2 separate regions of the Homo sapiens genome follow, and region 2 is linked to region 1. A link is an interaction called in ENCODE POLR2A ChIA-PET data of the cell type or tissue named here. Cell type or tissue: IMR-90. All regions are shown on one strand. Links, peaks and the distances in the headings refer to the core of each region. The heading gives the core; the rest is flanking DNA.

What was found. Peaks named below come from ENCODE experiments on the same cell type or tissue, not always from the same donor. Only the 100,000 strongest peaks of a DNase experiment are listed, where the experiment ranks them.
Region 2: POLR2A ChIA-PET joins it to region 1 with 10 read pairs; 3 of 35 experiments call an interaction of 5 or more read pairs at or near these places.

Annotation. Positions count from the first base shown.
Region 1 is chr5:33,027,020-33,038,239 of GRCh38, reverse strand. All of the region lies in intron 1 of LOC105374715 (a long non-coding RNA gene), which reads left to right. Among named protein-coding and RNA genes, the nearest start is that of LINC02120, 85 kb to the right of the region's middle. In IMR-90, for the core only: no CTCF peak of the experiment used is centred there; a DNase peak (open chromatin) is centred at 5,879; H3K27ac peaks cover 1,408 bases.
Region 2 is chr5:32,961,124-32,972,343 of GRCh38, reverse strand. It overlaps LINC02120 (long intergenic non-protein coding RNA 2120), which reads right to left. Exons shown (of 6, transcript NR_033832.1): 5 at 11,085-11,203; 6 at 9,877-10,976. Among named protein-coding and RNA genes, the nearest start is that of LINC02120, 19 kb to the right of the region's middle. RefSeq lists a silencer at 1,847-2,112. In IMR-90, for the core only: no CTCF peak of the experiment used is centred there; a DNase peak (open chromatin) is centred at 7,903.

The DNA.
Region 1 (11,220 bases), core at 3,400-8,399:
GCCTCCCAAAGTGCTGGGATTACAGGTGTGAGCCACCGTGCCCGGCCCACCATAGCTTCTCTTTACTTCCTTTTACCATTTATCTATGTTAGGCATTCTGTTAGTATTTTCTTGAGATTGTCACCAACTTGGTCTTTTGCTACAATCACTTATTTGTTGTTACTTAAAAATAATTAATTGGTTCTTAGTTTTATTTTGTCCCCAGTTCATTCTCCAGTCACATTTTTACCTCATTGTGTCACCATCATTTCATCTTGAATTTCTTCTTTCAAACATTTTATCTTTTCCTTAATTTTATTTAATTAATAAAGATTTTTTTATTACCAATGTCTTTCATCCAGACTGGATAATTTTTGTAGGTTGCAGAATATATGCTTACATGTTATTTGTTTTTTATTGTCAAAATTTTATTTTCTTTTGCTGTATTGTTTTGTTGTAGCTGCTTCACGTTTTCTACTCCCTCCACTCATTTCCCAAATATATGGGTAGATTCTCCTTGCCTACCTTTCCACTTTATCTCTGGTCCTTCTTGTAAATCCCCCTTGATCTTATTGGCTGGATTTTATGTTAGAATTTTTAGTTACCTGGAGAAGGGGAGTGGTAGCATGGAGGAGAGAGGGACTAGAGCTATGCATCAGTTCTATTCAAGGATTTTATCTTTAATCTCTTTCTTTGGAAGTTTGTTAAACCTTTTGTACTAGATCTTATACTGTCTATTTGTGGGGGAACTTTGGATCATTTCCCCATCTTAGGGTGAGTCCACCAGTTTCGCTGCACTGAGTCTTTGGATATATGAAAACAACAATTGCTTAACTCACCATTTTCCAGCCATTTCTCCTCTCATTTGAGGGAATGTTGGAGATAAACTCAAAATTTAGTGGTTTTCTATACAATGTGATGCTTTTTAGCTACTATGAAAAAGTATCCAGTGGTTTGGGGAGTGGCAGTTTCCTCTTATTCCAATGTTTTCTCCTGCCAAACTTTTATCTATTATAGACAGTCAGTTCCAGATAATTATTCCTGAGGTATTTCTCTCACATTCCTTTAAGCCAGGAAAAAACAAAATTGTGACTCTCCTTAGTTTTTCTGGCTTTTCATTCACCTCCCCTTCAGTCATCTTTCCTGGGCCATCAACAAGGGAATTTCTGTAATTATATATTTACTCTACCATATTTCTTTATAAGTCCTTTAATATAATTCAATATTTGGTGGTGATCAAGTGACCCAGTGTTTCTTAGAGGAGAATTGTTATGAAGATTAGCCTAATGAGTACATATCACAATGTGATTTATCTTCTAGTGTGAGAACTTAGATAATGGGAAAAAGAGGCTGAGTAATTGAAATCCATCCATGCATTAAGGGTACTGAAAGGATTTTAGTCATTACTATCAACTTCTTTGACTAAATTTGCTACTAGTCTCATTGATTCTGCTAAATTCATTATAAAGACAGAATGAGAAGTACAAGGGTCAGATAGGAAATAAAAGAAGGATTGTATAATTCACATGTCTGATAGTTACCACTCCTCTACACCCGCCAGCCCCATGTCCAGATATATGAAAGCTGACCTGTGTCTCAGAAATGACAACTTACCCCAAAAGACATTACATTTTGTATTAGTCCGTTCTCACACTCCTATAAAGAACTACCTGAGACTTGATAATTTATGAAGAAAAGAGGTTTAATTGACTCACAGTTCTGCACTTTTAACAGGAAGCATGGCTGGGAGGCCTCAGGAAACTTACGATCATGGCGGAAGGTGAAGGGGAAGCAAGCATGTCTTACCATGGTGGAGCAGGAAAGAGAGAGAGAGTGCAAAGTGGGAAGCGCTACACACTTTTAAACAACTAGATCTCATGAGAACTCATTCACTATCACAGGAACAGCAAGAGCAAAGTCCACCCCCATGACTCAATTACCTCCCACCAGGCCCTCCTTCAGCACATGGGGATTATAGTTTAACATGAGATTTGGGTGGGGACCCAGCCAAACCATATCAATCTTGGAGATAAAGAATCTTTAAAACCAATATAGTGAGATTAAATACAGGCAAAACTATTAAGTTGGTGAAGTTTGCCATCTGAGCCACTTAATCTTTTGTTTCCTGGATCACAGCTTCCTCAAGCTGCTCATAACTATTCATATGCCCCTTGGCAAAACCTGTTCTCAATTTTTTTTACTCTGAGGAATAAATAACTGATGGAGGACCCCACACAGGGGATATTTGCATTTAATCAGGATTTAATGATTAAGTAAAAGTTAGACTGTGGAATGTGGAATTTTATGTATCAGCAAGCTTATAAGGAAGGATTTCTTTTCACTTTGGGGCCTCTTGGGTCCCTGAAATCACATTATATGGCTAGTGCCTATTCTATTCTCTGCATAAGGAAACCTCTCAGTGGTTATTAACTTCTTTTCGAGTTCTCCACTCTGCTGAAAGTTAGCAAAGTTTTGTGTACTCATTCAGCAAATATCAACTTATTGATATCTGTTTAATACAGCAAAGGGAAAAAGGTTAGAAATATTTTTCAATAATTTGTTATTTTACCAGTTTTGACCTTCAGATTGTGTGAGGCCTTACAATACCTTACTACTTTTTAAGGTCTTATACACTAAAATCTTAAACATTAGGCTGGGGGCCGGGCGCGGTGGCTCACGCCTGTAATCCCAGCACTTTGGGAGGCCGAGGCGGGCGGATCACGAGGTCAGGAGATCGAGACCATCCCGGCGGCTAAAACGGTGAAACCCCGTCTCTACTAAAAATACAAAAAATTAGCCGGGCGTAGTGGCGGGCGCCTGTAGTCCCAGCTACTTGGGAGGCTGAGGCAGGAGAATGGCGTGAACCCGGGAGGCGGAGCTTGCAGTGAGCTGAGATCCCGCCACTGCACTCCAGCCTGGGCGACAGAGCGAGACTCTGTCTCAAAAAAAAAAAAAAACATTAGGCTGGGACTAATGTTTAAGCCCCGGGGCTTTCTTTGACTGAACATTTGCCACGACTAGACAGAATATCTAGAATCCTTACATAGCTCAACTACTTTGGAGCCTTTTCTCATATTATCAAGAAATAAAGGACTCAAACATTGCCCAAATCATACTTGAACCCTAGTCTAAGTATGTTTAAAACTTCTGGTTCAAGCTAGGAAGCATTTATGCAATCCTGTGCAAGTACTATCAAGTGCTATGAGGAAATAGATTTATTTCATGCAACAAAACTTAGATAATTGCTCATGTCTCCTTATGGTCCCATGAGCATGTCAGGGTTACGGATCTTTTATCACAGTGGAGATAAGAGTGCAAGCAGGGAAAGGCAGGTCATAAACAAACAAAAAGTAAAATATACAATGTGTCAGATGGTCTTAAGTATTATGGGAAAAATGAAATGAGGAAATGGGTTGGGAATGCTAGGGTTGGGGGATAGTTGCATTTTAATCTAAGGTAGTTAGGGAAGGCCTCTTTGAGGTGACAGTTGACAAAAATTCAAAGGAGATTTAGGACTGAGCCACTCAGATACTTGGGGGAAGAGTGTACCAGGCACATTGAACAAGTGCAAATACTTTTTCAAATAAGAGTGTACCTGGTTTATTTTAAGCACAGAAAGGAGTTTAGCATTAGCAGAAAGGATAAGAGAAGTGGGGGAGTAATGGGGAATGAAGTCACAGAGGTAAGAGAATGGATGGGAGATCTCGTGGGGTCTTATAGACCAGTTGTAAGGATTTGACTTACTCTAGTTTGAGTGAAGTAGAAGGCTATTAGACATTCTGAATAGAAGTCTGACATGGTCTAACTTAGGTTGTTCAAAGTATCACTTTAGTTTCTGTCTTGAGATTAAACCATAAGAGGGCAGGGGTGGAAACAGCATATCTAGTGTAACATTCCAGGCAATTGGTTATTAGAATTGTGGTGGTAGTGTCGAAAGCAGGGAGAAGGAGTGGGATTCTGGATGTATGTGGAAGCAGAGTCAACAAGATTTGCTAAAGGATAGGATGGTGGTCAGGAGGGGAAAAGAGCACTTAGGGATGTCTCCAAGATTTTTGGCCTGCATTTGGTAGGAGATGGTAGCAATTGAGATAGAGAGGATTGTTGGAGGAATGAACTTTGATGAACAGTCAGGAGTTCAGTTAGGAGATACCTAGAAGAAAATTGAAATTCAAGACTGAAATTCAAGACTAGAGATTTAAAAAAACTGGCTGTCATCAGCACATAAATGGTATTTAAGAGAAGAAATCTAAGCCCTCCAGACATCGTCACTCAGTCTTCTTTGTCCTCTGGCTTGTTGTTGGATTTCGTCAATGGGTGGCCCTTTCAGGAGAGAAGAAAGAAGAGAAAAGCAAGGTCTGGGTTTTTTCCCCATCAGCTCATGTTAGGCAGCCCCTCTGCTGTAGTGAGAGGTTTCACTGGGTTCTCGTCACTGCTCCTTCCCAGCCCCTCCAGGCCTGGGGCTGATGGAGTGTCAGTTGCTTCTCACTGTTACCAGCCCTGGCTGCTGTATCCTCTCATTGGCTCCCTTGACCCTGTCCACTCCGTTTAACTCTCTTCAGTTACTGCTTCAGAGTATAACATCTGTTTCCTACCAGGACCCTAATGACATAGCAGATCTGGTAAAAATATTTGGAAAGCAGTGGCACTTGAGTCCTGATGCCACATCTATTGTCGATTTGTGATAACCATTTTGATAATTGATAATTATCATGATTCCTATATGGTTATTGAAATTATTATTTTTATTATAATTTAATTTAATTAATTTTGTTCTATCTTACAACAACATGTATTAGAAGCATGATGTAAGGAAGAAGCAGTTTAGGATTGTTGTATGATCTTGGGAAAGTCATATCACTTCCTGAACTTAAGTTTCTGGATGAGTTAAGTGAGCATGGTAACTACTGCCTCTTAATAAATAATAAGTTCTTAAATATTAAGCTGGTACCTCCTCTAAGGTCCTTGAAGAAAGTTGTTAGAGGAGCATAAAAGTTAACTGCCTACTTTTAAATTTGTCTAAAGATATAATCCTGGTGCCTAAAACCCACTAATGCTAGCCAGGGTTAGAAGAGATGGTTAGGAGAAGGGGAAGGCTGTCAGTACCTGCAATGTCAAAAAGCATGTCATTTTAAACAGTTTTCAGTACTTTTTTTTCTCAGAATAAATTCTTTTGGTCAAAGCCACATGAGGAAGGGCAGAAAACAATCTAAAGACTTTGGAATGGCAATCCAAATATTGACAGTTACCAGCATGTTTCCTCCGGGTCTCCCCGCTGAAAGCTACATCTAGGAATGATACACAGTCACGCAGCCCTGGAGTTTGGCAGCTGAGCACCTCTGGATCTCTGGCCTTCAGCACCCGGAGAATAATTCTTAAATCTACAAACTCTCTCGTGCAGCATTTTTTTCCCTTCTCCTCAAATAATATCCAATTACTGAGTGCTGTGCTGGGAGAACCTGGGGAAATGCTAGAAGGAAACGCAGCTGAGAGCCACTGTGGTTTGACAGCTCTCCAGCTACTTTGAAAATATTTTGGCAAAAACAAGATTTTAAGTAAAACTGTTTCCTTTGGTAACATACCCAAAACTGCAGGTTTTACATTTTCAGTACTATGATTTGGGCCAAAAGTAGAAAAAGAAAAAAAAAAACGGGGAGGTAAAAGCTGTTCTTGAGGGAGGAAGATAGAATCTAAGAAAAAGGGGAATGCTTTGCATGGGATGCAGATATGAGAGTAGGAGGGAAACAGAGGGAAGCATATTGAACTTTCTCTCCTCACTTTTTTTCTGTACTAAAGAATTTCCCCGTCAAAACACAAGGCTCTTTTTTTGCCTTAAGATGGCCAGGAAAGGATTCACTGGGGAATCACTAGGCTAGGATTTGTGTTACTGCTTATTATAGGATGAGCAATAGCAACTGGGGAGGGTCAAACCACATGGGTGTTTCATTTCAGGCCATCCTACATTACAGCAGATGCAGGAGGGGATAAAATGGATAATATTTATCTCAACCCTGTTAGTTGGTCCTTGGAGAATATGCTCATTTATTCTTGCTTCATTTTTTTTTCCTGATCGCCTCCATGCATAAAATCCCTGTGTTTTTGAAAATACCAGCTCTCTCCTATCCCAGGACCTTCGTAGATACCTTCTGTACCTAGAATGTTTTGCCCTCAGACTCCACCATTCTTTTCAGGGAAGCCTCACTCTATCCTACAAGTGACGTTAGCATTTTATGTTGTCTTTATAGCCACCTGTTTACATATTCCCCAACACTCTGTAAATTCTACAAAGGCCTGTTCACTGTCACATCCCCAGGGCATGGCATAAGGTGAGTGTTCAATTTAAAAGGTTAGCAAGTTATCTGACTAAACCTGCTTTTCTTTAGTTTCCTTTTCTTATTATACTTCTTTCCTAATAATCTAGTTCTCCTTTGTTTTTGTTTTCCCTTATATTGCTCTTTTTTTCTATTACCCTTTCTCCGAGACTTCTCCTTATGTAGAGACTTTGCCTAAAGCAAGGGTTTGTAGGAAATATACTCTGAACTGTATAATGTTAATACCAGAAAGTGCTTCAGAGATTATGTAATTAAACCCTCCTCCAATTTTATAATGGTGCTCCATTGTCCAAGGTCACACAGCTAGTTGGGAACAGAATTTAGATTTGAACCCTGTAATCCTGACTCTATGTTTAGTCTTCCTTTCATTATTGTCACTCTATACAAAGTGTTAGACAAAAGGGTGAGGTTCCAAAAATACTAATCATCTCTCTACAACACAAGCTCCATATCATCCGAGAGTTTGACATCTCATTGGAAAGAAAACACTGCTCCCTGGGTCCTTCCCAAAAAATTGCTATTATAAGAATAAAACTTAGGTTCAAACTCTGTCCTTAACTTCCCTCAGACTCAGGAATATCCATTTATCTTAGCATGCTAAGGGAAAGAGGCAAGTTTGATATTTAGTTCCTAAATAAATGTTTATGTGAAAAACAGTGAACCCAAAAGTTCAAAACCCTATTAAAAAGAGAGAATAGGAGAGATAAATATTAATAATGATAATAATAACCAAAGCTGACATTACTAGCACTGCTCTAGCAACCTGTCATAAATGACATATATGTACTGTTAATCCCCCATCAACCTGTAAGTTAAATACTATTATCCCTACTTTACCAATGAGGAAACTGAAGCATAAAACAACTGTTCAGTATATTTAGCTAGTAAATGAAAAGCTGAGATTTGAACCTGAGCAGCTTGCTCCAGCGTCAACACTCTGTGCAACACCTAGATAAAGATTCTAGCCCCAAAACAGAGATAAGTTTTTACAACCTCTATAAAAGATCCCACTGGTATAACCAAGTTCTACCAGGCCTGAAATAATCTGAAGTCAAAACCTTGGGAATGGACAGTCTTTCACAGTTGAATACGTAACTGGCTGCCCTGTTCATGAAGTACTGAACTGATTCTGAGAATTTTGTTTTATCTGTCTGTTCTCTAAATAATTTTCACTTATTGCCAGTTCTTTTAATTCAGGCAATATCCTTTCTCACAAGCTGAAGAACCTATAAAGGGCATGATGGTTTCAATAGGAGTGAAAGTCAAGAGGCTCCTCAGGAAAGGGTTTTGTTACTGCTTCACTGTGGCACTCAGAATGAAATCCAAATTTCACCCACACAGCCTTACAATGAGGGCCTTGCTCATCATTTGATGTGATCTCCCACCACTCTCTGTGCTGTAGCCATTGCAGTATTCCTCCAGCCTCTTGAACTCACAACTGTGCCCTGCCCCCAGGACCTGTGCTCTTGCTCTTATACGGCAAATGGCTTCCAGAAAAAAAATAGTGCAGTTATAGAACAAATTTTTCATGCCAGAAAGTTCTTTCAGGCAGTGTTGGATTGAGGAATATAAGGGCTAGAAGAAAAGTCAGCATGAAGGAAGTCTTTCAAGGCAGTAAAGGGGCTTTAAGATTAGATCAGGACTGATTCTTTGCTCTTCCACTTATTATCTCTGTGTTCTTCTATAAATTAGTTAATCTCTTTATCCGTAGTTTCTGGCAGAGAAATTGGATGAATATATGTATCCATTTAATCACCTAAAGAGGTATGTGTACATGTGTATTATGTATTTTGCCACAAATTCTGTACAACTGCTAGTCCTCGATTAAGGGAAAATAGCAGCAATATCAATAGAATGTAAATGGGATGAAAGCCACTCTGCTAAGGATTAAGATTCAAATAGGTGGTCAGTATGTGCATGCGTAATATGTGTATGCAGAAGGCCTAGACCGCACCTTAAAAGGTCGGGAAGATAAAAGGGCAGATTTTACAAGTAACAGTTTTAGGAGGAGTTTTTTTGTTTGTTTGTTTTTAAATTTATTTTTATTTTTTATTTCTATAGGTTTTGGGGGAGCAGGTGGTGTTTGCTTATATGAATAAGTTCTTTAGTGGTGACTTCTGAGATTTTAGTGCAACTATCACCCAAGCAGTATAGACTGTACCCAATTTGTAGTCTTTTGTCTCTCAACCACCTCCCACCCTTTACCCTGAGTCCCCAGAGTCCACTGTATCATTCTTATGCCTTTACATCCTCATAGCATAGCTCCCACTTATAAGTGAGAACATGTGATGTTTAGTTTTCCATTCCCGAGTTATTTCACTTAGAATAATGGTCTCCAATTTCAACCAAGTTGCTGTGAATGCCATTATTTCGTTCCTTTTTTATGGCTTAGTAGTATTCCATGGCATATATATATATATATATATATATATATATATATATATATATATATATATATATACCACAATTTCTTTATCCGCTCCTTGATTGATGGGCATTTGGGCTGGCTTCTTATTTTTGCAATTGTGAATTGTGCTGCTGTAAACATATGCATCCAAGTATCTTTTTCGTATAATGACTTCTTTTCCTCTGGGTAGATACCCAGCAGTGGGATTGCTAGATCAAATGGTAGTTCTACTTTTAGTTCTTTGAGGAATCTCCACACTGTTTTCCATAGTGGTTGTACTAGTTTACATTTCCACCAGCAGTGTAAAAGTGTTCCCTTTTTACCACATCCCCACCAACATTAATTATTATTATTTTTTGATTATGCCCATTCTTGCAGGAGTAAGGCGGTATCACACTGTGGTTTTGATTTGCATTTCCGTGATCACTAGTGATGCTTAGTACTTTTTCATATGTTTCTTGGCCATTTGGTACATCTTCTTTTGAGAATTGTTTATTCATGTCCTTAGCCCACTTTTTTATGAGATTGTTTGGTTTTTTCTTGCTAATTTGTTTGGTTTCCTTGTAGATTCTGGATATTAGTCCTTTGTCGGATATATACATTACAAAGATTTTCTCCCACTCTGTTGGTTGTCCATTTACTCTGCTGTTTCTTTTACTGTGCAGAAGCTTTGTAGTTTTATTAAGTCCCATCTATTTATCTTTGTATTTGTTGCATTTGCTTTTGCATTCTTGGTCATAAAGTCTTTGGGTAAGCCAATGTCTACAAGGGTTTTTCCAACATTATCTTCTAGAATGTTTATGGTTTCAGGTTTTAGATTTAAGTCCTTAATCCATCTTGAGTTGATTTTTGTATAAAGTGAGAGATGAGGATACAGTTTCATTCTTCTACGTGTGGCTTGACAATTATCCCAGCACCGTTTGTTGAATAGGGTCTCCTATCCCCACTTTATGTTTTTGTTTGCTTTGTCAAGGATCAGTTGGCTGTTAAGTATTTGGCTTTATTTCTGGGTTCTCTATTCTGTTCCATTGGTCTGTGTGCCTATTTTTATACCAGTACCATGCTGTTTTGGCGACTATGACCTTATAGAATAGTTTGAAGTCAGGTAATGTGATGCCTCCAGATTTGTTCTTTTTGCTTAGTCTTGCTTTGGCTATGTGAGCTCTTTTTTGGTCCATATGAGTTTTATAATTGTTTTTTCTAGTTCTGTGAAGAACCACGGTGATAGTTTGATGGGAATTGCATTAAATTTGTCGATAGCTTTTGGCAGTATGGTAATTTTCACAATATTGGTTCTACCCATCCATGACCATGGGTTGGGTTTCCACTTGTTTGTGTTGTCTATGATTTCTTTCAGCAGTGTTTTGTAGTTTTCCTTGTAGATGTCTTTCACCTCCTTGGTTAGTTAGGTATATTCCTAAGGATTTTTTTTACAGCTATTGTAAAACAGGTTGAGTTCTTGATTTGATTCTCAGCTTGGTCTCTGTTGGTGTAAAACAGAGCTACTGGTTTGTGTACATTAGTTTTGTATCCTGAAACTTTACTGAATTCATTTATCAGTTCTAGGAGCTTTTTGAAGGAGTCTTTAGAGTTTTCTAGGTATACAATCACATCATGAGCAAACAGCAACAGTTTGACTTCCTCTTTACTAATTTGGATGCCTTTTATTTCTTTCTCTTGTCTGATTGCTCTGTCTAGAACTTCCAGTACTGTGTCAAATAGAAGTGGTGAGAGTGGGCATCCTTGTCTTGTTCCATTTCTCAGAGGTAATACTTTCAACTTTTCCTCATTCAGTATTATGTTGGCTGTGGGTTTGTCACAGATGGCTTTTATTACATTAAGATATGTTAGGAGGGAGTTATCTTAAGGTAAGTTTCTTTAAGGTAAGGTAAGGTAAGGTAAGAGCATAAGGGGATGACATAGAGGGGACATGAAGAGAGAACAGATAGGAAGAAAGGTCGAAAGGATGTATAAGCATCAATTTCCACTTTCTAATTGCTGAAGGGATGATAGTGTTGTCAGTCAAAAATAATATCACATAACAGTGACAAGATTGGATAGTGTAATCTTTACTGGGGGAGGGCAGAAGAAAGTCAAAGTAGGAACAAAAGGTGTTTTCCATTGCCCCTGAAATCCTGTTATTACTAGGGCAGGGGTTGGTTTTATTTCTAAAATAAAAGTCTGACTTATTGATAATTGCTGCCTGAAGTCTACATAGAGAAGGTTTCTGAGGCTGTATTTGAGCTCCATTGGGAAGGAGTGCATAAATAAAGAGCAACTTCTGCACAGACACAGAAATCTCCTCCTGAGGTCAACTCTGCCGGTGAACCTGGCCCTGTACTTAAAACACCTTTCCTGCATATCATCCCATGACTGTAACCCTGCTGTCATTCAGATCTCAGCTTAAACATCACTGCTCAGCAAAGCTATATACCTGTCTACCCTCTCTTTGTTCCATACAGCATGACTGTAATGATTTTAGGCTGAAAAAAGCTTAAAACACCT
Region 2 (11,220 bases), core at 3,057-8,056, 66 kb after region 1:
TGAACCTGATAGTATTGTGAAGAAAAAAATTCCTTTTGAAATAGGAACAATTGCCTTATTTATCAGTAGGTTTTTATTTCAATGGGTTGAATTTTTTGAAAAATGAGGCACCCCATAGAGGATTGAGTAAATGGTCCTAAAAGTTTGCTTGAATGTCACTTCATGAAATGAACACAGGTCAAAGCTGGGTCACTGAAGACTCTCACTGTTTCTAAAGCACTTTGTTCTCACCTTATAGAGGCATACACATTGGCTCAGGTAACCAGTTTTGTTTGTTCGTTTGTTTGTTTCTGGCTAAGTCTGTTCCAGGCTTCCATTCAGATCATTCTTTTCTGTTCTCATAAGAAGATGAACATGTTACCTGGTAGAGGCAACAATCTAACTTGAATTTGTGTTTCTGATTAAAACTAGTAATAAAAGGCATTCCTGCTGTCAGAGGTGTCTAAAATGTTGAATTAGTCAACAGATATTTGTAAAGTCGGCTATGTGCTAGACAATAGAGACAAAAGATGTAAAAAGACAATCTCTGTCTTCAATGAACTCATAATGCAATCAGTGAGATGACTAGATAATCACCTTTTGAAGATTATTTTTATTATTCTACAATAATGTGGTAAAACATTTGCACGTAAAATGCCATGAAGAAGTAAGGAAATAATCAAAATGTAAAAGCATTAGTGAGTGGGAATTATTTATTATCTGCGTACCAGGCCCTATGCTCACTAAATTCTTAAAACTACTCTTTGAGATGCATATGCTTACCACCGGCCCCACCCCAACCACACCTTTTACAGATGAGAAAAAGTGCCAGTGCCAGGGAAAGGCAAACCTGGGAGTTCAAACCCAGTCCTACCAATTCCAATAGAGTTTTTCTCCCACAGTAGCCATCATTTTCTGAATATGTTCTAGGCACCTGGTTCTGGAGTAGGCAGTTCAGTATGTCTAGATGGTTCAGGGAGTATGGCTGGATTTGAGCAAACTCAAATGCTTCTCTGAAAAGTGAAGAGTGACAGCCTCACCCCCTGTATCAGTTGATCTGCATGGGAAGCATTGTTGGGGTTGTATGGAGTTGTGCTTTGTTTTGTTTGTTTTGCTTTGTTTTGTATTTTGCTGAAGATTAAGAGGAACTTGGAGGCAGGTGCCTACGGGAACAGGAAAAACCAGGACAATGGAGGGGAAGGCCTGGCCTACTTTCTTTCACTCATCTCCCCACCTCCACTTCAAACTTGAATGGTCACTTTTCATTAGAAGGTAAAATATATTTTTTCCACAAAAGTCCTTGTGAGACTCGAGGCATAAGTAGTGTTGACTAGGGGCTCAGATGACCCAACTGAATCCAGAATGAGGCATGCCCTATAATGTCTGCTTGTGCCCTACAGAGGAGGAGGGAGCAGTATCTTCCTAGTATATTCATTTCCTAAAGCACTTTAACAAAGTACTCCAAATTGTATTTAGTGACACTTCTAATGAACAGAATGTGGCAGAAGTGCAAGTGTGTGACTTCTGAGACTAAGCCATAGAATACATTGTGGCTTCCTCCTTGATCAAGCTGATCTTAGACTTCTGGCTTCCAGAACCATTAGGGAATAAATTTCTGTTGTTTTAAGAAATTTATTTTTAGATAAATTTCTTGATACTTCTGTCTTCAAAGGTGGAGCCTATTTCCCCTCCCTTGACAGTGGGTTGTATTTAGGTCCTACTCTGATAAACCAAGAAAATATCCCCATCTTAATTAAATCTGATCATCTTAATGAAATCTATGCATAAAGACTCTGTTTCCATATAATATAATGTTCACAGATTCCAGGGATTCGAATATATATATCTTCAGGGATCATTTTTCAGCCCATCACACCCAGGATCCTTGTCTTCCAAGGCAGTGGGTAGGGGCCTCATTTGAGGCCTACGAACCCATGGACTTCCTAAAGGGTTCACAAACAGAAGAAGAGGAGCGGTACTGAGTACTGAGAACCTGGGAATCTCCTTGACCTTGGAAAACTCCTGACTGTGACCCAGGGAAACCTTGACTGAGTTGGGGAGTTGAGTAGGGGAGTAGGGTGGGTAGGGTGACTGCCTACAGGAGCAAGTATGAGCTAAGAGTCATGGAAATTTGGAAATACATTTTCATGTGTACTACAGACTGCATGTTTATGTTCCCCCGCCCCCCAATTCATATGTTGAAACCTAATCCCCAATGTGATTGTATTTGGAGATGGGACCTTTAGGAGATGATTAGGTCATGAGGGTGGAGCCCTTATAATTGGGATCCATGCCCTTATAAAAGAAACCCAAGAGCTCCCTCAGCTTTCTACTACATAGGAGACAGTGAGAAGACTATGCAACAGGAAGAGCCCTTATTAGATACTGAATCTACCTGAACCTTGATCTTGAACTGCCCAGCCTCCAAAACTGTGAGAAATAAAATTTCTGTTATTTCTAAGCCACCCAGCCTATGGTATTTTTGTTATAGCAGCCCAGAAGGACCAAGACAGTCTCTACGTATACTCTCACAGACTGATAGAGGCTGAGACATTTGGATGAGCTGTAACCAGTACTTAATGGGGCAAAACGTAAAAAGGTGCAATCATAAAGTAACTTTACTTTCCTCCCTGCCCTTGGCACTAACTCAATGAGTTCGTAGCTGGTAACCCATTGTAACTCAGTAACTCAGGCAGCACCCATAATTTTCTGATTCATTTTGAATATTATAAGTCCTCTGGTCAGTCTCACTCCAGTAATTAAATGTCCAGTCCACTATTTTGATCAACTTTTCATACTTTATTTAAAGCTAAAGCTCCTTCCTTCCTCTGGTTCAGAGCAACTTCCAGCTAAGAAACCCACAGTGAGGGAAAGGAACATGGTCCTTTTTATTTCTCAGACTTGAATTTTTCTCCTTCTCCACCCTCCCCAAATCCTACAGAGTTACTACTGGGGGTGGGAGTAGGGAGAGTTAGGGGAAAGTTCTTACTGGACTAAAAGATACATAATCTGATAGTCGTGCCCTCAGGGTATGGCAGATTCCCAATATTGATTTTTTTCGTGAGCATTTTTCTGGAGTTTCTTCAAGATTCTTCCAGTAGGAACATCAAATGGCAATTCTTAGGTCACCAGCAATCTGACGGGGTGCTAAGGAGTCAATCCTTGGGCCCTCGGAATCCAGCAGTCAACATACAAAGATGTTCCCTGACAGGGTTCATTAAGTCCCTTTTAAGCTGGCTGTAAGCCAACTCTCTCCCAAAGCGTCACCATCACATCCAAAGTAATCTTTCATATGACCAGGCTATGTAGTCTCCAAAAAGGCAGCTTACCCCATTGCAGCCTACATTTTCTCTTCTCTGCCATCTTAAGCTTCTAGAATCAAAAAAAATAAAAAATTGCAACTCTTAGGAAAAAGTTCCACTAAAGAGGAATGTCTTTGCAGTTACTGAAGTTAACTTTTTGTAAAACTCTTCTCCCTCTCTTCCTCCTCTTTTGGTTGATTTCCTCCTCCTGTTTTCAAATACTTGGTATTTAAAACCAGAAAAAAAAAATACAGGCTGTAATTTTGACTTCCCAGGACCCATACTGACCTATGGTCTCCAACCAACAGATCCAGAGCATGTTAGATGGAATTCAAGGACGTCCAGGCAATATTATATCCTCGTCCTCAGGGTGACGGTTTTTCCACTGCCTCAAATCCTGTATCTTTCTTCTGCAGCTGCCCAGCACAGAGTTTTGGTTCTAATAGACACAACAAAGGTGCAGGAAAAGGCACACTCTTTAGTCATCTCTGGGACCGTGCTCCAAATCTCTATCTCCCTACTCCAGAAAGATAAGTTGTTCAATATAATTCAGGGCTTCTAAAGGAAAAAAACCCTAAGTCAGATTTCATTTATTCTGTTCCCTTAAAGCTAATGCCAGTTGGCCTGAGAAGACTCTATTATTTCCTTTTCTCTTGAGTGGCACCAACACTTGAGAAAAAAAGTCAAGTCTATGTAGAGGCTGATGCCCTCAAGAGCACACTTGACACAAAAGCCCTTCAGTGACCTCAGAAACTCTGGTTCTCAGGCCATAGGTCCATACCCCACTTTGTTGAGGAAATGTGTACATGTTAGCCTTTGCTATTTTATGTTGGTGCAAAAGTAATTGCATTTTTTTGCCATTAAAAGTAATTGCAAAAGGCCGGGTGCAGTGGTTCACGCCTGTAATCCCAGCACTTTGGGAGGCTGAGGCAGGCAGATCACTTGAGGTCAGGAGTTCAAAACCAGCCTGGCCAACATGGTGAAACCCATCTCTACTAAAAATACAAAACTTAGCCAGGCATGGTGGTGGGCGCCTGTAATCCCAGCTACTCAGGAGGCTGAGGCAGGAGAATCGCTTGAACCCGGGAGATGTAGGTTGCAGTGAGCCAAGATCGCACCATTGCACTCCAGCCTGGGCAACAGAGCAAGACTCCATCTCAAAAAAAAAAGATAAAAAAAGTAATTGTAAAAACCGCAATTACTTTTACACCAACCTAATGCCTTTCTAAAATACTGACTTCAACTTTAATTTAACCTCATCATTGCAGAGCAGATGGAAATATTCTGATTTCTCTGCTAGAGAAAGTAAAGTTTCTAAACAATGAAAATAAGCAGAGAAGCTATCTCCAAATACAGATGTGTCTTTTAAATAAGAAAATAAGAACTTTTCTTCAGTTCTTAATAATATTTTAAAGCTTTACAAACTGGATAGCAACACATGTTATATGTATTTGTTGACTATTTAAAGATCCATACAGATTTCAAAAATGTGATCCCTGAAAGACAAATAACATATGGTAGAATTTAATATTTATGTGCCTTTATGAAAAGGAATTCATTGTTTTACAATGGAATTTTAATGGGAGATAAATGAGACTTGAAGCAAGACTGAGTTTCTTTAAAATGAGTCCTGGATAAGGAGTGAAGAAGTGGCAGTTAAGAAATTCTAAAATTGAGACAATTTTTAATGCATACTTTAAAAATAAGCACTTATTTGTTTCAATTAGGCCTTCATGATAAAGTACTATTATTTTATAAAACTCTGATTCCTAGTCAGTATCAATATGGAATTATAAAACTATAAATCACAATACTTAGGAACCTCAAAATCACTATGTTTTAATGCAATTAATTAAAAACTACTATAAAACAGAAAGATTTTCAGTTTTTCAAACATATATTTATAATTAGTGAGAAGTATAAGCAATCGTATTAATAACAATAAGCATTATTATTATTAATAAATCTTCTAATGGTGTGTTCCATTTCAAGGATATCAGCCAAAATTGCTTTAGCTAATGTAAATAGCCTGAATTTTACAGACAGAAATACACAGTTTCAAATTCTAAGTTTGTCACTTTCTAAATGTAACTTTGAGCTATTTACTTGGCTCATCTGTGACTAATTTCCTCACTAGCAAAGGAATAGTAATCCTTATTCCACCATTTGTGAAAAATTAAATGAGATACAACTGCACTTCCATTGAAGACAAACTGAGACATTCAGAACAACCTTCCCAAATAAACAGTTAGAAAATAATTTTTAAAAATATTCTGCTTGAGAGCTTTGGGGAGCCAACAAGATAGGGGAGAATTACAGAGCCGAAATCTGGGGCAGAAACCCACTGAAGTAAGCTCAGCTTGGGACCTCTTTTCCCCTCTATTGTATGCTGGTTCTGGAAGCGGATGCTGAGAAGCCCAGAAGCTGAGCAGAACTTTCAACCAGCTCACATGAACAGCAGCACCGTAATGGTGTTCAGAGTCTGTTCTCAGCAGGGATCCTGAATGGCAGCTCCTTGGGAATAATGGTCAATCCAAGTAGACTAGCCTTCACAGAGACTGAAACCCAGCTTCAAATCATCTCACTCCAAAAGTAAGAAATTAGAAAAGAGAACACACATGGTGAGATGAAGAGAAATCAAGCAACGACATAGTAGATTTAAACTCAAGTACATCAATAAGTACATTAGGTGAAAATGGGCTAAATGCTACAATTAAAAGATAAAAATTGACAGACTGGCATACAATATACGTGTATTCTTCTTAATATGGGCCAAACCTAAAATATAAGGAACAGTCTAGAAGTAAAGAAATGAAAAAATATATTCCATGTAAATACTAATTGTGGTCATTTTAAAATAGGACCACAAATTTCTTGATACTTCTGTCTTCAAAGGTGGAGCCTATTTCCCCTCCCTTGACAGTGGGTTGTATTTAGTGACACTTCTAATGAACAGAATGTGGCAGAAGTGCAAGTGTGTGACTTCTGAGACTAAGCCATAGAATACATTGTGGCTTCCTCCTTGATCTCTCTCTCTCTGGATTGCTTGCTCTGTGGGAAGCTAGCCATCATCTCATGAGGATACTCAGGCAGCCCTATGAAGAGATCCATGTGAAGAACCAAGGCTTCCTGCCAACAGCCAGTGAGAAACTGAGGTCTCCAGTGAACAGCTATGTGAGTGAGCCCTTGTGGAAGTGGATCATCCAGCCCCAGTCAAGCCTTCGGAAGACTGCAGACCCACTTGACATCCTGGCTGCAACTTCATGAAAGACTAAGCTGCACCTAGATTCTTGATTCTCTTAAAGTGTTGGGAATAATAAATATTTGTTGTTTTAAGTGACTATGTTCATGGATACTTTGTTAGTCACCAGTAAATAACCAAAAGAAAGCTGATAGAACTATACTAATATGAGAAATATTAGTGTGTGTATATATATATATATACTTTATATATATACATGTATATACACTTATATATATAATGTGTGCCTATATATATATATATATACTTTAAAGCAAAAATGAGAGACATTATGGGAAAAGGATTTAACAGTTACATATAATAATTCTACCTTTATGTCACCTACTAAAATAGCCTAAAAACATATAAAGCAAAAACTGATGGAATTACAAGAAGAAACAGGCAAATGCACATTCATGCTAGAAGATTTAAAAGTACTTCTATGGAACTGATGGAACAAGCAGACAAAAAAAATGATATAGAATATTCGAACAACCCAGTTAGAATTTATGTATTTAAATAACCAACAACTGCAGACCATACATTCTTTTCAAATGCATGCAGAAATTTTTTTAAATTGCTAGACTGTAAAGCAATTCTCAACAAATTTCAAAGGAGTAAAATCACACAGATCATATGTGATCTGATCTATATATGATCATAGACTAATTGATAATAAAAAGATAACTAGAAAATTACCATATGTTTATAAAATACAAAATATATTTCTAAATAACCTTTAGGTCAAAAAAGAGATCACAACAGAAATTAGAAAATACTTTGAACTTAGTGATAATGAAAATATGTGCAGAATGCAATAAAAGTCATGTTTTAGAGGAAAAAAATCTATAACCTTAAGTGTATACGTTAGCGAAGAATAAAGGCCGAAAATCAATAATTTAAACGTCCATCTCAAGAAGTTAGTAAAAGAAAAACAAATTAAAACGCTCAAAAATAGAAGGTAGAACTAATGAAGATAGAAGCCAAAATTAACGAAACACAAAACAAACACATGAGAGAATTTAAGAAATCAAAATTGATTTTTTGAAAGAATAATGAATTTATGAAAGGGTTTGCAATAATCCTACCTGGCTGGGTAGTAATTTAAGAAATACGTGTTTTCTGCTCTGTTTGGATCATGGCTCCAGAGCTGGTGGTACAGAAACAAAATAGATAAGACAGTGCCCTCAAGTATAATAGCTAACAGTCTAGCACGAAGACTAACAGTAAGCAGATGGCAAAAATCTGTGTTACAAGTGTGACAACAGTGGCAAAAACAGGGAGCCATGGGAGTTCACGGAACAGCAGGGTGCTGAAAGATAAGTGAGATGTAGCTAGATGGAGCATTAAAGAAAAGATGACTCAGGAAAGAAACATCAGATACAAAGCAAGACACAGCTGGTATCTTCTGGGACCTGCAGATAGTTTTACATAGCTACAGTGGGAGGTTTGAGCACAATGTGAGAGCTTTTTACTTCCCAAATGCCTCAAATTCATTCACTAACTCTATCTCCAACGCCAAACCCTTTCATAAATTACCACATTTTGCCTAAACTACACAGAAGCCTCCCAGGCAGTTTTCCTGCATGCATTTCCCTGTTTTACACTCCAACACATTGAAGCCAACATGATTTTTCTTAAATATACAACCTCAATCCCCAGCTATAGTTCTTGTAGCACTGTGTAATTTACCTTCATAACATTTATCCTAGTTTGTAATTAAATTTATTTGATTACTACTTATTTAATTACAGCTGATCTTTCCACTAGAATGTTTGGGAATTGGAGATTTATAAGCTCTATGCATTTTGTAAAGCCTTGGTTAAAATTATAGCTGGGACATTAAGTTGCAAGTCAAAACATTATTTCATGAGAAAATAAAGAATAATACCATTGTTATGACAGGTCTCTTGAAAATGTAACTGAACTAGTTATTATTCTTTGTCACTATACAAGATAAGAAAAAAGTTCCAAAGATATTTATACTCCTGTGACCATCAAACATGAAAACCAGAGAACCAGCCAGGTAAGATAAAGTTCACATTTAAGTTAAACATATACACATTTTGTGCTGTCATATTCTGTCATCATGAAATTTTTTTGATAATGATAAGCAGCTTCCCCTGATATTCTTCTACTGTACTAACTACATTTTTTTCTCCCACAGAACATTAAAAAGCTGTGATTATTGTAAATTGATATTTTTACTTTTTTGATGTATTAAACATCAAAACATCTAACAAACATAGTTAGACTATGTTTGGTGGGAAATAGAATTTGGTTCCTGATATGGTTTGAATGCATGTCCCCTCAGAATCTCATGTTGAAATGTGATCTCCAGCATTGAAGGTGGGGCCTAGTGGGAGGCATTGGATCATGGGGTGGATTCCTCATGAATGGCTTAGTGCCATTGCCTCGGTGATGAGTGACTTCTCACTCAGGTAGTTCATGTAAGATCTGGTTGTTTAAAAGAATCTGGGACCTCCTCCCTCTTTCTCTTGCTCCTATTCTCTCCATGTACATGCCAGCTCCCCCTTCATCTTTCATGTGACTGGAAGCTTCCTGAGGCCCTCACCAGGGGCAGATGCTAGCGCCATGCTTCCCATACAGCTTCAGAACTGTGGGCCAAAATAAACCTCTTTTCTCTATAAATTGTTCAGTCTCAGATGTTCCTTCATAGCAATGCAGGTGGACTAAGACAGTTCCTTAAGTGATAGTGAACACACCAGAAAATAAAGTTCCAAAGATATTTATACTCCTGTGACCATGAAACACAAAAACCAGAGATTAAATTAAATTAAATAATTAAATTATTAACTGTGGGCTAACTTATCTTATTCTCTAACTCTATCACTAAGTCACATATGTAAATGATATGCATTCATTTGCTAGTTAGAAAGCATTGAGGCCCTTTTTTTTTGCTTCATACAAGTTTGTTTGAGAAAAATAAATTATAATTCTAAGAGATTCAATTTTAAGTTAATTTTTTATTGGAGTAGAACACATAGAAAGTTTTCCAAATTATGAGTCTGTCATGAGGTGACTCTTCACAAATTGAATATATTCCAGATCAAGAAACAGAATACTATCAGTGCCCTAGGAGCCCTCTTTGTCCCCCTCCAGCAATTGCCCCCCTGAAGGGAGCCACTATCCTGACTTTCAACAATTTATGTTCATTTTTCCTCTTTTGAACTTCATATAAAGTATACAGCATATAGCCATTTAGTTCTTGCTTTTTATGCTTCACATTATATTTGTGAGATTCACTCATGTTGTTGCATATATGTGTGTCTCATTTATTCTTATTTCTATAAAGTATCCAGTTGCATGATATTAATTAAAAACAAATAAGACTTAGATAAAGAGAGACTTTACTCAAAAAGACTATTGCAATAGGAAGAACATGCCAACCTCAGATATCTGCAAATGTCTCAAAATCAAACAGAAATAAGCTTTTCCTTTGTATGGAGGGAGAAGAACCAGCCAGACCTTTGTGGAGGAGAAGGGCATAGAGTGTGGGCGAGCAGGTGGCAAAACCAGGATATCTCAATAGGGAGTGTTTTTTCCTATGGTCAGTTGATTTTCAGGATGAGCTGTTAACAGATGTTCTGCTCCTTAGTGTTTCAGTGCTTGCTTAAACTTGGGGGACAGCCAAAGTCTAGGAATCTTTGTGGAGGAGAGATACCTGACTAAAGTTTGGTCAAGCCAAAGCAGAGGGTAAGAAATGAACCGTCATGAACACGTGGTCAGTTCCCCTTGTTCCTTAAGACAAAGTGTGTTTTTAAACACCATTAGCGATGGAATAAGAGACATTGTGAAGCTGAGTTTGATCTGTCATTTTCAGGGGTGGGCTGGTCTTCATGTTCTTCTTCACCTGTATGACCAGCTGTCATGTTGTGAGCATGCTGTCTCTCTGACGCTGGTGGAGGGTCTTAGAGATCAGGCACTTAGCATAAGGTACACCTTGTGATGTTATCTGCTTGGTCCAAAGGTCTCGAGAAAGCTCTCTACCTCTCTGTTTGCAAGACCTACCTCCATCTATAATGGATTTGCTCCCTAGAAGTACTCAACATCTGTTGTTCCTGTAGCCCAAAGTGAATCAGAAATGTGAATGAGAATGTTTTGAATGTGGGAATTGTCAATGGCTTGGGAGGCTGTGGGAAAGGCAAGAAAACTTTCCCCAAATTAAGGATATCAACTTGGATATAGTACATGTGCCCCAGTTATCATGGCCAGGACTGATATGTGACTTCTTCCCCAAATTCTGGACAGTTCTTGCTCCACTTGAACTCTATTGTCCATTATTCTCCATGCTACTTTTGTGATGAAGAAAAGACAGGATAAAAACCTCAGCTGTGTTTGCAAAAAGGCTGGTTCTAACTAGTCTTCCTTGGCCAAGTGCCCTCTGATGTTGTAGTGAAGTCAAAGAGCATTTGTCTTCAAGATTCAATGGCCTATGAAAGTCAATAGTAAATAAGTTTAATTATGTCACACTGAAACTTTGTGAAATATAAGCTACTGGTTTTCAGAAAATTGACTCATTGAGAAATTCATAAGCTCACCAAATTCCACAGTCAACACAACCTCTTTCACCTTCTGCTCAAGCAGAGGAGGAGGGCATATGGAGACAGGTCTTGAGTGCAATTGGAAAACACAGTGAGTCATTTCTGCTTGTCCATTCCTATTTAAAAGAAAATA